Linked DNA regions of Mus musculus: region 2 is linked to region 1. A link is a contact called in ENCODE POLR2A ChIA-PET data. All regions are on one chromosome and are shown on one strand. Each heading gives the region's core, a stretch centred on a gene start or an enhancer-like site at or near the end of the contact. The rest is flanking DNA. Distances are from core to core; before and after follow the strand shown. Region 1 holds the start of Arpc1b (actin related protein 2/3 complex, subunit 1B). Region 2 holds the start of Zkscan5 (zinc finger with KRAB and SCAN domains 5).

Region 1 (2,811 bases), core at 227-2,726:
GGGAAGGAGGAGGGAGGGAGGGGGAAAGAGAGAGAGAGAGAGAGAGAGAGAGAGAGAGAGAGAGAACCCGAGTCCAGGGGAAAGGAGGAGACCCTGCCTAAAAGAACAAAACAACCCAGAGTGAAAAAGAATCACCAGCGTACACCTTTAATCCCAGCACTCGGGAGGCAGAGGCAGGAGGATTTCTGAGTTCGAGGCCAGCCTGGTCTACAGAGTGAGTTCCAGGACAGCCAGAGCTATACAGAGAAACCCTGTCTCGAAAAACCAAAATAAATAAATAAATTTTCATTCACACAGACCTTTGCCTTGCACGCTTCATTGTGTGTCTTTGAGTGCCCATGGGTGTCGGGGTATTCGAACTCAGACCCTCAGGATTCCCCCTCCCCAACTCCACCCCTGTCAGTGCTTTTATTCAATGCTCCATCTCCCAGCCCCGCACATTCTCTTACAGTAGAAGCCCACGTGGTAAATCTATTCCTTTTTTATTGTCCACGTGAAGAAGTTGTTCCCTCCAAGTCGCCCCGCAGGGCTGCAGCTTCGGACCCCACCCCACCCTCCCACCTCATAAGGCCAGGTTCAAAGGAGTGCAGAAATAAGGTCTGCAGCAGCAGACAAGCAGGCACTCTGCCAAGTGTACTAGCCACATTTGGCAGCTAAGCCTCCAAATCTGGAAGGTCCCCATTTTCCAGGCAAGGCAAGTTGAGCTCTAGAGAGGCGAGGTGGCTCGACTGCGTCAGCAGCCACACCGCCCCAGGCTGGAGCTGCCTCGCGGGAACAAGCTTCATGGCCAGCACCTGGGCTGGCTCCCAGTTCAGGATTCCAGCCTATTTGCGGGCCCCACCGGGACCTGCCCTGTCCGGGGTGGCCTGGCTGGGTGCCCCTCGAGCCGCCAGGGTCCGCTCGCCCAAGCTGGGTGGAACCAGGAACCTGGACCCCTGCCGGGTATGGTCACTGGGGGATGAGGCGGGGCAGGGGTGCTAGCTCATTTCCCGGTCGCAACAACCCGGAAGGCTGCGGACCGAGGGGGAAGTGACTGAGCGTGGGGCCCTGCGCCCAAAGTAACGGGGCGACACGGGTCTCGGGGATCGAAAGCGGGGCCAGGAAAGCGGAGAGGGGGCGCGAGGCTGGGGCTGTGCCGTCTCGATGGCGTCGAGTGCGCGGGGAATCTCTGCGATTCTTCCCACCGCGCCCCGCATCCCCAGAACGCCGCCCCCCACTAGCTCCTTGCCAGCCCCACCCTCGCCGGGAGCCCCACCAGGCCCCCATGCACACGGCTCTCCACTCCTCTCTCATCCCCATCCCCCTCACCGTCGAACATCGCCTCGAGTCCCCTGACTTCTAGGTGGCCTCAGACACCACACACACCTCGCGACCACCCCGCGCCCCTCACCTCGGGTCTCCTCGGCCGCGGACTCTGGACAGTCGACGCGCCGAACCGGCTCTGAGACCCGCGCAGCGCCGCAGCCACTTCCTCGTGGGCGGGGGGCGGGGCCTTCGGGCACAGCCCCGCAGGGACCGGGGGCGGGACCCGGGCGGCTGTGGCCAGATCTCAGGGCCCGCCCACCCCTCGGGGTACTAAGCCGCCCGGACCTCAGTTAAGTCCAGCTCAGCCCAGAATTCGTTCGGAGATCGCACGCTGTTGCCCCTAACTACTTTCTGAATGGGGAAACTGAGGCTGGAAGAAGGGGGGGGGCGCTTAGAGGGCGGAAGCCCGAGATCGGGCAACCAAGAATTCAAAGGTTTTGAGGCCACACGCAGGCACCCCGCAACTTAATGACTCCTGCCCCGCCCCTCGCACTCTAGGTGCACCCCAGCCGTGGTTCCCCAGACTCTGTGTCCCAAAGATGGCAGAGTCGCTGGCGTCCAGGAAGAAGAGCACTGCCACTCCAGGTGACTTCTCGCTTCGGAAGTCCACACACTTCCCTCCAAGTTGCTGAGTAGCTTTGCAGTCAGGTGATGATGCTCCAGGGTCAAGGGTCTTCCAGGTTAGGTGCGTCTCAAGTTCCTTTTGCTGTGCCTCCCACCTTCTGAGAGCTCCTCTCTAGACTCCCAGCAATCTCCTGTATCACTAATTCTGGCTTAGAGGTGCCTGTGATAACCCACACCTGTCATCCCAGCACTGGGGAGATGGAGGAAGAGAGATGAGATTCGAGTTCACCCTTGGCTGTAGAGCTGGATGAAGGCCAGCCTGGGTTACATGAAACCCTGCCTCAAAAAAACCAAAGAAATGGGCCAGTAAGATGGCTCAGATGGCAAAGGTGCTTGCTGCCCAGCCTAAGGACCTGAATTGAACTCCCAGCACTGACTTCCACACACATGCCAGCCATAGTGAACTAGAGTGTGTAAACATACACACACACACACACACACACACACACACACACGCAGGGTAAGTAAATAAATTAATACTTTTTTTTTTTTTTTGAGCCAGGGTTTCTCTGTGTAGCCCTGATTGCCCTGGAATTAGCTCTGTAGGCCAGACTGCCCTTGAACTCAGAGATCCGCCTCTGTCTGTGTCTCCAAGTTCTGAGTTCTGGTATTAAAGCAGTGCATCATCATGCCTGGTGTAATAAAATACTCTAAGTTTGGAGCAGTTGCTGCAGTGAACACCCTGCCCATGTTCAGTGATTATGTATATGTGTGTGTGTGTATACACACACACACACACACATATACATATATAATGGTGTTGGGATTCAAACTCAGGGCCCTGCACACACAGCAGACGCTCAGTCACGGAGCTACATCCCCAGCCTTCACTTAAGTCTCCTTAAGTTTCTGGGGCTGGACTTGAAGTTACGTAGGCCTTGA
Region 2 (2,700 bases), core at 80-2,579, 90 kb before region 1:
AGTTCGAGTCTACATAGAGATCTCTGGTCTACATAGTGAAATCCAGAACACCCAAGGATACATAGTGGGGCTGTCTCAAAAACAACAGCAAAGCCAGAATATGAACGACTGAAGCACCACAGGGCTAAGACTGCATGGCAGCTCCTTCCTCACTGTCCCCGTTTCCTCTTGCAACGCACCTGTTGTCTGCGCTCCTCCAGCTCTCTCTGGATACTCTCTATCACAGCCACGGCTTCTTCCCCACTCTCGGGGTGATGCTCTCTCACCCAGGCCTGAAACTCTTCAGGCAGGATGGTGAGGAACTGCTCCAGCACCAGCAGCTCCAGGATCTGCTCTTTGGTGTGCAGCTCCGGCCTCAGCCACTCACAACAGAGAACCCGGAGCTGGCTGAGAGCATCGCGGGGTCCTGCTGCCTCATGGTACTGGAAGTGCTTGAAGCGCTGGTAAAAAGTCTCAAGCACTGGCCGGTTGTATCCCTGCATCCAGGAGCAGTCCTCTTCTTCTACTTTCACTATGAGAAGGTCTGCTTGCTCTTGCGAAGTCTCAGCGGGAGGCTCTAAGTGTATAACTGCCCTGGATTCTGTCATTATCATTCCAACTGAAGAGTCTCTAGACTCTAGCCCGTTACACTAACCCGATTTGTTCTCTGCTCTTCTAAAGGGCACTTTTTGTAGTGAACAACCTTACTGGAATGTCTGGAATTATTATTAGCTAAGAGAGGTGGCAACGACGTCATCTAGACTAAAGAAAAACCACTCAACAAAGTCATTCACTTTAAGATATAGAGAAGTTAGTCATCACTTCTCCCATAAAACAGCTAATAGCGACTACGTCCAGATTTTAATAACGTAAAAAAAAAAAAGGCCATTAAAAAGTGACATCAGGCCCAACTTAAAACAGTTTTAAAAATGAGAAAGTCCATATCTCATATAAATAACGGGACAAAATTATTCCAGACGGAGTCGTTTCTTCTCTCGATCATAAGCCAAACTGAAGTCAGTATAGGAATGAAACCCATTAAAATGGTCATATCTCATTCTGGCTTTCAAGCCATAAGAGCTTGATAGATAAACGAAAGACTTCATTAGTTCTATGAGAAGTACGGTTATACTAAAAAATTTGGACCTGGATTCTTTGTAATAGCTCCTGACCTGGAGACAGAGACCAGCCGGGTCAAGGTTAGGGACAGGACTCCAGTGTGGACACAATGTCCTACCAGCTCCTCTCCAGTCTTTAAGTCCCGGGGACCCAAAGATCAAACTCCCCGCAGCCCAGGCTTGGAAGATGGAGTTCTCACAAGCCAAGAGAGAGGCAAGTCCGACACTTTCCAACAGTTCATCGCCGGAAGTAACCAAGTACGAGCTTCAGCCATAAATCCCACCCCCAAGAGCGCTTCCGCAGCCTCTCTAGGAATCCCGGAGGTCCTAGCAGCACAGCGGGAAGGAGGAGCTACTCCTGAGCCCGCCCCCTTGTGGAGCTGACCAATCAGTCACCCTCAAGCAAGAGGCTACAAGAGCCTGGGGAAAATAGAGCTAATCTATTTCCCACCCCCAAAACCAGAGCATGGGCTTAGCTCAAGGGTAGGAATCTAGGGGGCCGGTCGGGGAAAACAAACAAACAAAATAGGTCCACCCTCTCTCTCCTCTGATTGGTCGAGCACAGCCTCACCCACCCACCCACCGCAGCACTCTGGAATTGAAGTAGGTCTGCACCATCCTGGCCACTTTTCTAAACACGCAAAGATTCTTTATTGCCCTAGAGTGGCTGAGGCTCTCGGGACTACATCTCCCAAGGAGCTGCGCGCGAAGTCTAGCCAATATGGCTGTGGCTCTCTGTCTCCAGGGCTTATTAATATGCTGCCGGGGAGGCAGACCTGACTGGCTCCGTGATAGAGGCTCTTACTGCCAAGCCTGATGACATGAGCTGATCCCTGGACTTGAGACATCCAAAAATTGTCCTTTGACTTCCACAGCTCTCCATGTAAGCCCCTTCCCCGCAGGCATTAGGTAATTTTTTAATGTTAAAGGGCATCAGGGTGTCTAGTCCGAAAGTTATATCAATTAATTGTTCGTATTTTTTTTCTATTGCTTCTGCACTTGACTAGCTTTTGAAAAACAAAACAAGCCGCGCGGTGGTGGCGCACGCCTTTAATCCCAGCACTTGGGAGGCAGAGGCAGGTGGATTTCTGAGTTCAAGGCCAGCCTGGTCTACAAAGTGAGTTCCAGGACAGGCAGGGCTACACAGAGAAACCCTGTCAAGAAAGGAAGGAAGGAAGGAAGGAAGGAAGGAAGGAAGGGAGGAAGGAAGGAAGGAAGGAAGGAAGGAAGGAAGGAAGGAAGGGAAAGAAAGAGACAAAACGAATGCAGCAGAGGGAAGAAAGAGAGAGAAAAAGGAAGAAAAAAAGAGAAAAACAAAACAAACAAAACGAATGCAGCAGAGGGAAAAAAGCGCCTGTTGCTGTATCGGCTGAAAAGCTGAAAGATGCGCCCAGAGCATGGCAGCCAGGCGGCTGGGGAGAAACAATAGTTTGAAGACAGAAGTTTTGCTTAAAGCCTGTTACCCTAAATTGTAAATCCCATTTTAAATTATCTACCCCTCTCTTGAGGCGTTTTCATCATTTTCCAAGTCCTTCGAATACTGGTAGTATCAGAGAACCTGTTGTCACACTTCAGGGGCCCACCAAAACAGACTACCGTGGAA

Evidence for each region. ChIA-PET counts read pairs that join two places held with the same protein, here RNA polymerase II (POLR2A).
Region 2: POLR2A ChIA-PET joins it to region 1 with 27 read pairs in embryonic stem cell. The contact joins the promoter of Zkscan5 here to the promoter of Arpc1b in region 1. POLR2A ChIA-PET finds 5 or more read pairs at or near these places in 3 of 5 experiments (Patski and embryonic stem cell).

Annotation. Positions count from the first base shown.
Region 1 is chr5:145,112,921-145,115,731 of GRCm38, reverse strand. Arpc1b (actin related protein 2/3 complex, subunit 1B) reads right to left here and starts at 1,476. Exons shown (of 10, transcript NM_023142.2): 1 at 1,391-1,476.
Region 2 is chr5:145,203,188-145,205,887 of GRCm38, reverse strand. Zkscan5 (zinc finger with KRAB and SCAN domains 5) reads right to left here and starts at 1,329. Exons shown (of 6, transcript NM_016683.2): 1 at 180-1,329. The coding sequence starts at 593. It also overlaps a transcript of Zkscan14 not described here.